Regions from separate parts of the Homo sapiens genome. Here regions 1 and 2 are each linked to region 3. A link is a loop called in an ENCODE intact Hi-C map of the cell type or tissue named here. Cell type or tissue: natural killer cell. All regions are shown on one strand. Region 1 overlaps MIR3681HG (MIR3681 host gene). Region 2 overlaps MIR3681HG (MIR3681 host gene). Region 3 holds the start of MIR3681HG (MIR3681 host gene).

Region 1 (2,500 bases), 58 kb after region 3:
ACTGGTCTTGAGGGAGTCAGAAAAATGGTCTCCCAAGGATGCCTGTAACCTAATACCTGGAATCTATGTCACATGACATATTTGCAGGTGGAAATAAGGAGATTAGCCTGGATTATCTGGATGGGCTCAACATAATTATATAAACCCTTAAGAATAGATGAGGGGTATATACCCCAAAGAGTTAGAAACAGATACTCCAATACACGTTCATACCTGCACTAATCACAATAGCCAAAAGGTGAGAACAACCCAAATGTCCATTGACAGATGATTTCATAAATGAAATGCAGTCTACACAAGCAATGGAAAATGATTCAGCCACAAAAAGGTCTGAAGTACTGATACGCACCATGGCCCGGATGAACCTCTCAAACAATACGCTAAGTGAAAGAAACCAGACATAGAAGACCACACATTGTGTAATCCCATTGATATGAAATCTGTAGAACAGGTAAATCCATAGAATCAGAAAGTAGATTGGTGGCTGCTACGGGCTTGGGAGAGGAGGGAATGGTGGTTTTATTGCTTAATGGGTCAGGGGTTTTACTTAGAAGTGATGAAAATGTGATTTGCACAACATCGTGGATGTAGTAAATGTCCCTGAATTGTTCACTTTACAGTGGTTAATTTTATGTTATGTGAATTTCACTTCAATAGAAAAAGAAAGAATGGAAGAGATACAAAGAGGTGTCGGTCAGGGAGATGCAGCAATAGAAGCAGCGGCAGGACACATCCCAAGTGTGAGAGGGACTCACCCCTTTGCTGCTGACTCTGAAGATAGACAAAGGGTCCAAGCCAAGGAATGCAGGTGGCCTCTAGAAACTGGGAAAGGGTCTCAGCTGACAACCGTTAATCAAATGAGGACCTTAGCCCAGAACCAGAGGGAACTGAATTTTACCAACAACCTGAATGAGAGAGAAAACACATTCAAACAGGATGGAATGCAGTCCTCAGACACCTTGCTGTTAGCCCAGTGAGACCTGTACCAGACCTCTGACAAAAGAGTAAGACGATCATACATTTGTGCTGTTGTAAGTCACTAAATCAGCTATCTTTTTTTACAGCAGTGATAGAAAATAAATAAGGACTCCTACCTAGAGTTTTCTTTTCTCTCCCGTTCATCAGGCAAGCCCATTCTCTGCATGCTCTGACCAGGCACCTGCGCTCTGAGGGCTTCAGTGGAGTGGCCAGGCTTGGCTGGGGACCCGCCCTCTGTGCTCCCGAAGCCCTGGTGTTTATTTCTGTAACTACACCTAACACATGGTATGCAGCCTGTTGACTTACTTGCTGTTCTCCCTACATTGCACTGGGAGTTCCTGAGGTTATCACCTCCTCGCTATTACTGTCAACACCCTGTCCACATCCTTTGGTCTTAGTCCAGATGACTTTCTGTCATTGGCAAGCTAGTTGAGGTATAGTTAACAACTCCCCATCTCCCCTCAGCAGTTCTTAGCTGAGGCATGATGGAAGTGGGTGTATAAATACCCCAGCTCTTCATTCCTCAAGTGGGATAGCTCAGAGGCCTGTGTTCTATATCACTTTTCCCAAGCTTCCCTGCTTTATTAAGCATCATTCACTCACCGTATTACCAGGCTTAGTAACACTTCCAGGGCTGGCTACATAATTTGTGAAAATGTAGGGCCACTTTTTAAAAAATCAAGGGAAAAGTGCTATTAAGAATATTAAAATAAAAATTTTTCCCTTTTTCCCATGGCCTCTCCCTCAATTTTTCATGGTATTTAAAAAAATTGTTGTTTAATGTTGTTCTAAGTGAGGAAAATGAAAACTTTAAATTATTAGCAATGTGTTTTATCTTCCATCTTTATAGTGTGCAATGCCAGTTTTAAGTGCAAATATGAGAGCATTTAACTAGCATGTGGAATTACCAAAATTATACAACTTTTATTCTACAGCCCATATACTAAAGTTCAAGGATGAAATCATTGAGAATTTCAAGCAGAGACCCCACAGCATTAAATCAAGCAGGAGGCCTTCTGCACACGGGCACTGTGGAATTGTGCAGGTTGCATGCCATGAAGCTAGGCCCGGACAGGCCCTTTGCTGACTGCCTTCCCACCCCCATATCATTTCTTCATCTCCTTGACAGTGTTCCTTTAAAATTAACTACCTGCATGTGACTCCTGCTCTCAGGGTCTGCTTTTTCCGGGGGAATCCACAGTATATCCCATCACTGTATTCACAGTATTGGCACAGGAAGATGGTAAGCAAAGGCTTCTAGATTTGAGCCTGGTGCTTTTGAAGAGACTATGGTAGCTACAGCTTGGGGTGATTGTCGAAGCCTCCCTGGAGAAGGCAGGGAGGAGATGTGTAGATAGGCGATTAGTTGGAGGAGAGTGGAGGGAAGTCTACGTATTGTGACTGAGTGCTATGAGCGAATCTGTAGGTAGGGACGTGGTAATGGCCCTCGAAGGTGCTCCAAGATAGCTTTCAAAGGCTGTCATGCACGTAATCACATGTGAAGCTCAGCAAACCAATGAGG
Region 2 (2,500 bases), 51 kb after region 3:
AGGGATGGATTATGGGATTAGCAAGAAGGTTAGAATTGCAGGGGACTGCAATGGACATGAGGTGGGGGCTTCTTGAGGTCCTCACCTGAGCAGGGAAGGGTCTGGGAAGAGAGACTTTAACTAGAGGCTGAGCCCCACCTTCTGAGGATGTGATGCAGAGGTTCTGCCTCAAATCCTGCCGGAGCATTGCTTTACAATTAATTCTGGAGCCCTGCCTGCAGCTCCAGTTTGTTAAATAGGACTCTGATACCCACTCAGAGGGTTAGAGTCTGTTCCTGCCTTCCATGGTCCATTCTGTACCTGAAAGTCTGAGGCAGCTGCTCTCTGACTTCAAGCATTCATACCAGATCACCTCTTGATAATGCTGGATCAGTTCAGATCAAGCCTGACTTCACACTGATGCTGTGGCCTCCCTATAGCAGTACATATAATAATATGGTTTCCTTAGGTTGAGAACCTAATAGATACATTTCCATTAGATACATCATTTTTGATCCTCACAACAGCCCCATGTGGGGGCTGAACTAGGGTGGGGTAGATACCATCTCCTTGGAATAGGAGAAAGAATGGCAGTCCAGTGAGTTTATATTGCCTTGTACCAGGGCACTGGCTAAGAAGTGGTGAGGCAGGAGCTTGGCCCCTGGTGTAGGTGACTCCACAGGCTTCGTGTTCCATCTGCCCTGGCCTGGGGGACAGCTCTAGGAAGGTTTTGATTCATATTCCTCTTGATACCTGAATAAATTATCCTTTTAAATGGCTACCCACCTCCCTTTAACTTTTGTCTTCTGGCTTCTCAGGCCAAAAGACAGGGGTGACCAGACTGAGACAGCTGGCTGAAGGAACACCGGTCTCTGCCGACACTGCCTATGTCTCTGGGTCTGAACTGTCTGCTGAGTGTGTGGGGGCTCTGAGATGTTCCTGTTCTCCACAGAGGGCCTCTGGCTTTCAAAGCTGTGGGGGATTTATCATGCTTCAAGGTAATTGGAAGATGGACCTTCCAGAACCCCCTCGAGTTAGTCCCTTCTACCTCCTATGAGACCCTCATCATAAATGGTGCCATGAAGGTCTCCTACTGCATGTGACCTCGAAATAAACCAAAGCAGTGGCTTGACAGGTGCATGTCCTTGCAGGCAGAATTCATTCAAGGGGGAGAGCCACAGAGGAGTCACTTTGGAGTCTCTGGGTTTGCAGTGGCCCCTCTGACTTCTTACCACCCACCCTGAGAGGCATGCAGGCTGGTGAAGCATGGACCACGCCAGCTGTTTCTGTCAGCTGAGCCACAGAAGGGAACCACAGGGCCCTGAGGGTGACTTGGCCAACCACAGGGGGCCGGCAGCAGGAGGGGCCGTGGGGACAGCAGGATTTGGGTTTCCGCTTTCTCACAGGCAGACTCAATTGATGGCCTTGGGGTCCTGCCGAGCAGGGGTGACTCAGCTTCCTTTGTGTGCATGGTCGCCTCGCTGAAGAGAGGGGGGCCCTTGACAACCCGGGGCTCCTTCTGCCTCTTCTCACTCCACTTCCTGCTCGAGAAAACCTCTGGTAATTTTTCCAGTCCCTGTTTACCTTAAAACTTGTCGGAAAAAACAAGTTCGCACTTCAGATTTCTACAGCATTTGACACTTTACAAAACGCTTTCTTACACACTGGTTCATCCAATGTTCACACCAACTCTGTGTGATTGTGAGGAGGCTATTGTCATCACAGATGAAACACACAAGGAAAGTGAGACCCAGCCAGGGTAGGAGATTTGTCCAAGGCCACAGGGCTTGTTGGTGGAGGGTTGACTCTGCTGGGAGCTTGAGTCCAGGATCCTAGGATACTCATCCAGGACCTTTGTACACTTTCTTGGGAATGCCTCAATATATTGCTCTTTCCCTGTGCTCATCACATGTTCTAAAAGCACTTTGTTGATTGAGTGACTGATCATAATCTTCATCCATGTCAGATGGATGCTTAGGGATTGAAAAGACATGAGCTTTAGAGACGCAATTCAGTTTCGAGCTATACTAAGACCCTTATTAGCTATGTGACGTTAGATACAGCACACATTCCCTGAGCTGCAGTTTCCTCTGAAGAAGGAGGCTAATAATGCTTAATTTCAAGGCAGTTCTGAGATTTATATGAAATGATACGTGTCAAAGGCCGGCTCAGTACTTGCTACACAGAAGGTGCATGCAATTCAAAGCTCTGTCATCATCCTCACCATCATACTTAGCTTCCAAAATTCAAGAGAGTTGAACTAAATCTCACAGATAGTTTCTTTATACATGGAACAATACCTTTACTTAGTAAGATTTAAAAATTTCTAGACATGAATGCACAAAATAAAGTCAAATATGGTCCTGGTTGATTTAGCCACTATAATTAAAAAAAAGAAGAAGAATAATACCGCATACGTGAATGTCCACATTCAGCTCTCCACATACTCTGTATGAAGGCTTTTCATCATTTCTGTAGACCTGTTTTGTATGGCTAACATTCCTTGCCTTCTTAACAGAGT
Region 3 (2,500 bases):
CTGGGCTGGGAAGGGATGCCCAGGTGAGTCTGGACCTGGGGAGCAATAATTGCAAATGATTCTGTCCACGTAATTTTCCGTCCATTGTCCCAGAATGCTCCATGTCTTTTGTATGTTACAATCTAGGTTTCTCGGTGGTGGTAGACGTGATGGTAGTGCTATTAGTGGTAACGATATTGACAATAATAAAACACTTTTAAAGTGCTTATGAATATTTCTGGTACTATTCTGAATACTAAATGATAATGTATTTTGTCCTCACAATGCCCTTGTGAATGAGGAACTAATATTTTCCTGATTTTACAGGTTAGAAAATGAAGGGACAGAGAGGTTTCCTTTTTTTTTGACTAATTTCCTTAGAAAGGAAGTATATTACTTTGCTAGGGCTGCCATAACAAAATACCACTGACTGGGCGGCTGCAACAACAGAAATTTATTTTCTTGCAGAAAGGCGGCTGACAGTCCAAGATCAAGGTGCCAGCAGGGCTGGTTTTTCCTGAGACCTACTTCCTTGGTTTGTAGATGGCCATCTTATTGCTGTGTCTTCACATGGTCTTGTCTCAGAGGCATGCATGTCTCCAGCCAAATGTCCTCTTCTTGTAAGGACACCAGCCCTATTGGACTAGGACCCCACACTTATAACCTTAACTAAGCCTGTAAAGGCTCTGTCTTCAAATACAGTCACATTAGGGGCTAGAACTTTGACATGTGAATTTCATATCATAAATACAGAGAAGTGCAATTTGGTGGTAATAGCTAAGATGAATAGGAATTCTGATATGATTTTGAGACACATTCTCACTTAAAGTCTCAGCATATAAATAAAGTTTAATCACCTTGAAGATCAGACAGCTTCTTAAATATAATGATCCATTCTCAATTACCTATTAGTGGGAGGCCACGATAATAGAGAACTGAATTCCAAATATAATTAAAAATATTCGTGTCACTGCTTAGATGCCATCTCTTTCTTTACCAAACTTAAAAAAAGAAAAGTCTCTCCCCTAGAGCTCTTAAACCACATGATTCAGCTACTAACCGAAGCTCACCCTTTTGGATTTCCCCTGCTGTACTGTGGTCGAGGTGCTAATTAGCAGGGAAAGTGCCAAATGGCAGGCAGCCAGAGGAAAAGCAGAGAAGCTGAAAGACCTGCACAAACTGCAGGTTTGTGAGTTGCAAAATTGAGATATGCCTCTAATGAGTTATGTATTAAAGCCCCTCTGCCCCATGACAGCAACGTCACCCTGGCAGAGACCTCCAGTTTCCTTACCTGGTAAACGGGGATTATAATAATACCACATTCCCAGGCTTGCAGGGTATTAGACCAAATCAGCTAAGAGCAGCAGACTAAGAAACTGGTCTTTATTGAGCATATATTTTATGTCAGACACTTGGCAACATGATTCATTTAATTCTCACATTGATTCTATAAGGTAGGCATGGCTAGCTCCATTTTGTGGATGGGTAAACTGAGGCTGGAGAAACTTGCCAAGTGTCACATACCAATTACACTTGAACCTCACTCCAAAGGCTTTGCTCCTTCTACTGACCCGTGTTGCAGAAATGCCTGGCCTTTTGTGAGCACTCGGTAAATGTCTGTCATTGTTGGAGAGAAAAGGAAAAAAATTATCTCCTTGCTATGAATTTAAACAATATATTTTAAAGCTGCTGGGAGCCTTTTTGTCCTGGTTTTCTGCATCTGATTTACCTGTCCCATTTTAACCATTCATGTGAACATTGTTATGTAACTAGCACATGCTTTTACTGTGTATAACTTAGTGTTACATAAATCTAAAGGCTGCTGACTGCTAGCAATCTTTTAAATGTAATGAGCTGAAAGATTTGCTTTGAGCCTTGGGGCAGGATAGCTTTGGCTTAACCATTTGCTGAGTTCAGCTTTTAGGAGGATAAGTTTACTGCATCCCTTCAATAATCCAACTGAAGCCTGGATTCCAAGCAACTGTAGATGAGATTTAAGTCTCCAAGAATGTTAGAAACTTAAATAAAACAAGGCTTAAGCAGAAAGTCCTCACAATGGTGTCCACATTCCATCAGGATGACGTAATCGAAGGTTGGAACCAGGCGGCCTCTGCCTTTGTGTTCCGGGACCCCTCACTCAGTGCAGAGGGAAATTGACACAGCCATGATGAGGCCTGGCTCACAAGAGCCATAGTTACTGTAGGAGTTTCTGTGGCTAAATATGCTTAGCTATTGGTGGGTTTCTCAGCTATGACAATGGTCTCCGTAAAAACACAGAACAAAAATTTTTGGTTAATTGAGGTCAAATTTTGTGTTAAAGGAGGGTTAATTTCCCTCCCCTCTAAGAGAAGAGTCTCTATGTGTTTAAAAACATGTTAACATTTAGTCTTGTCTGTTTTGTTGATCAGTTGAAGTCAGAGCAATAAAATCCCAGGGGTGGAAAGGGTGCAAAGGGCCATTGGGTTCATTTCCCTCATTTGGAAGCCAAACACATGCAGGTGATGATCACACTGTCCTTGAG

Evidence for each region. Peaks named below come from ENCODE experiments on the same cell type or tissue, not always from the same donor. Only the 100,000 strongest peaks of a DNase experiment are listed, where the experiment ranks them.
Region 1: it touches region 3 in a loop (7-fold over the local background); 4 of 110 quality-filtered maps call a loop at or near these places.
Region 2: it touches region 3 in a loop (3-fold over the local background); 4 of 110 quality-filtered maps call a loop at or near these places.

The regions. Positions count from the first base shown.
Region 1 is chr2:12,063,103-12,065,602 of GRCh38, forward strand. All of the region lies in intron 2 of MIR3681HG (MIR3681 host gene), which reads left to right. Among named protein-coding and RNA genes, the nearest start is that of MIR3681HG, 57 kb to the left of the region's middle. In natural killer cell, a CTCF peak has its summit at 1,162; a DNase peak (open chromatin) is centred at 1,319; H3K4me3 peaks cover 1,285 bases; H3K27ac peaks cover 240 bases; H3K27me3 peaks cover 185 bases.
Region 2 is chr2:12,056,292-12,058,791 of GRCh38, forward strand. The region is part of intron 2 of MIR3681HG (MIR3681 host gene); the gene reads left to right. Among named protein-coding and RNA genes, the nearest start is that of MIR3681HG, 50 kb to the left of the region's middle. In natural killer cell, no CTCF peak of the experiment used is centred here; a DNase peak (open chromatin) is centred at 1,400; H3K27ac peaks cover 728 bases.
Region 3 is chr2:12,005,014-12,007,513 of GRCh38, forward strand. MIR3681HG (MIR3681 host gene) reads left to right here and starts at 2,103. Exons shown (of 6, transcript NR_110196.1): 1 at 2,103-2,214. RefSeq lists enhancers at 1,332-1,381, 1,890-2,184. In natural killer cell, no CTCF peak of the experiment used is centred here; a DNase peak (open chromatin) is centred at 1,088; H3K27me3 peaks cover 1,432 bases.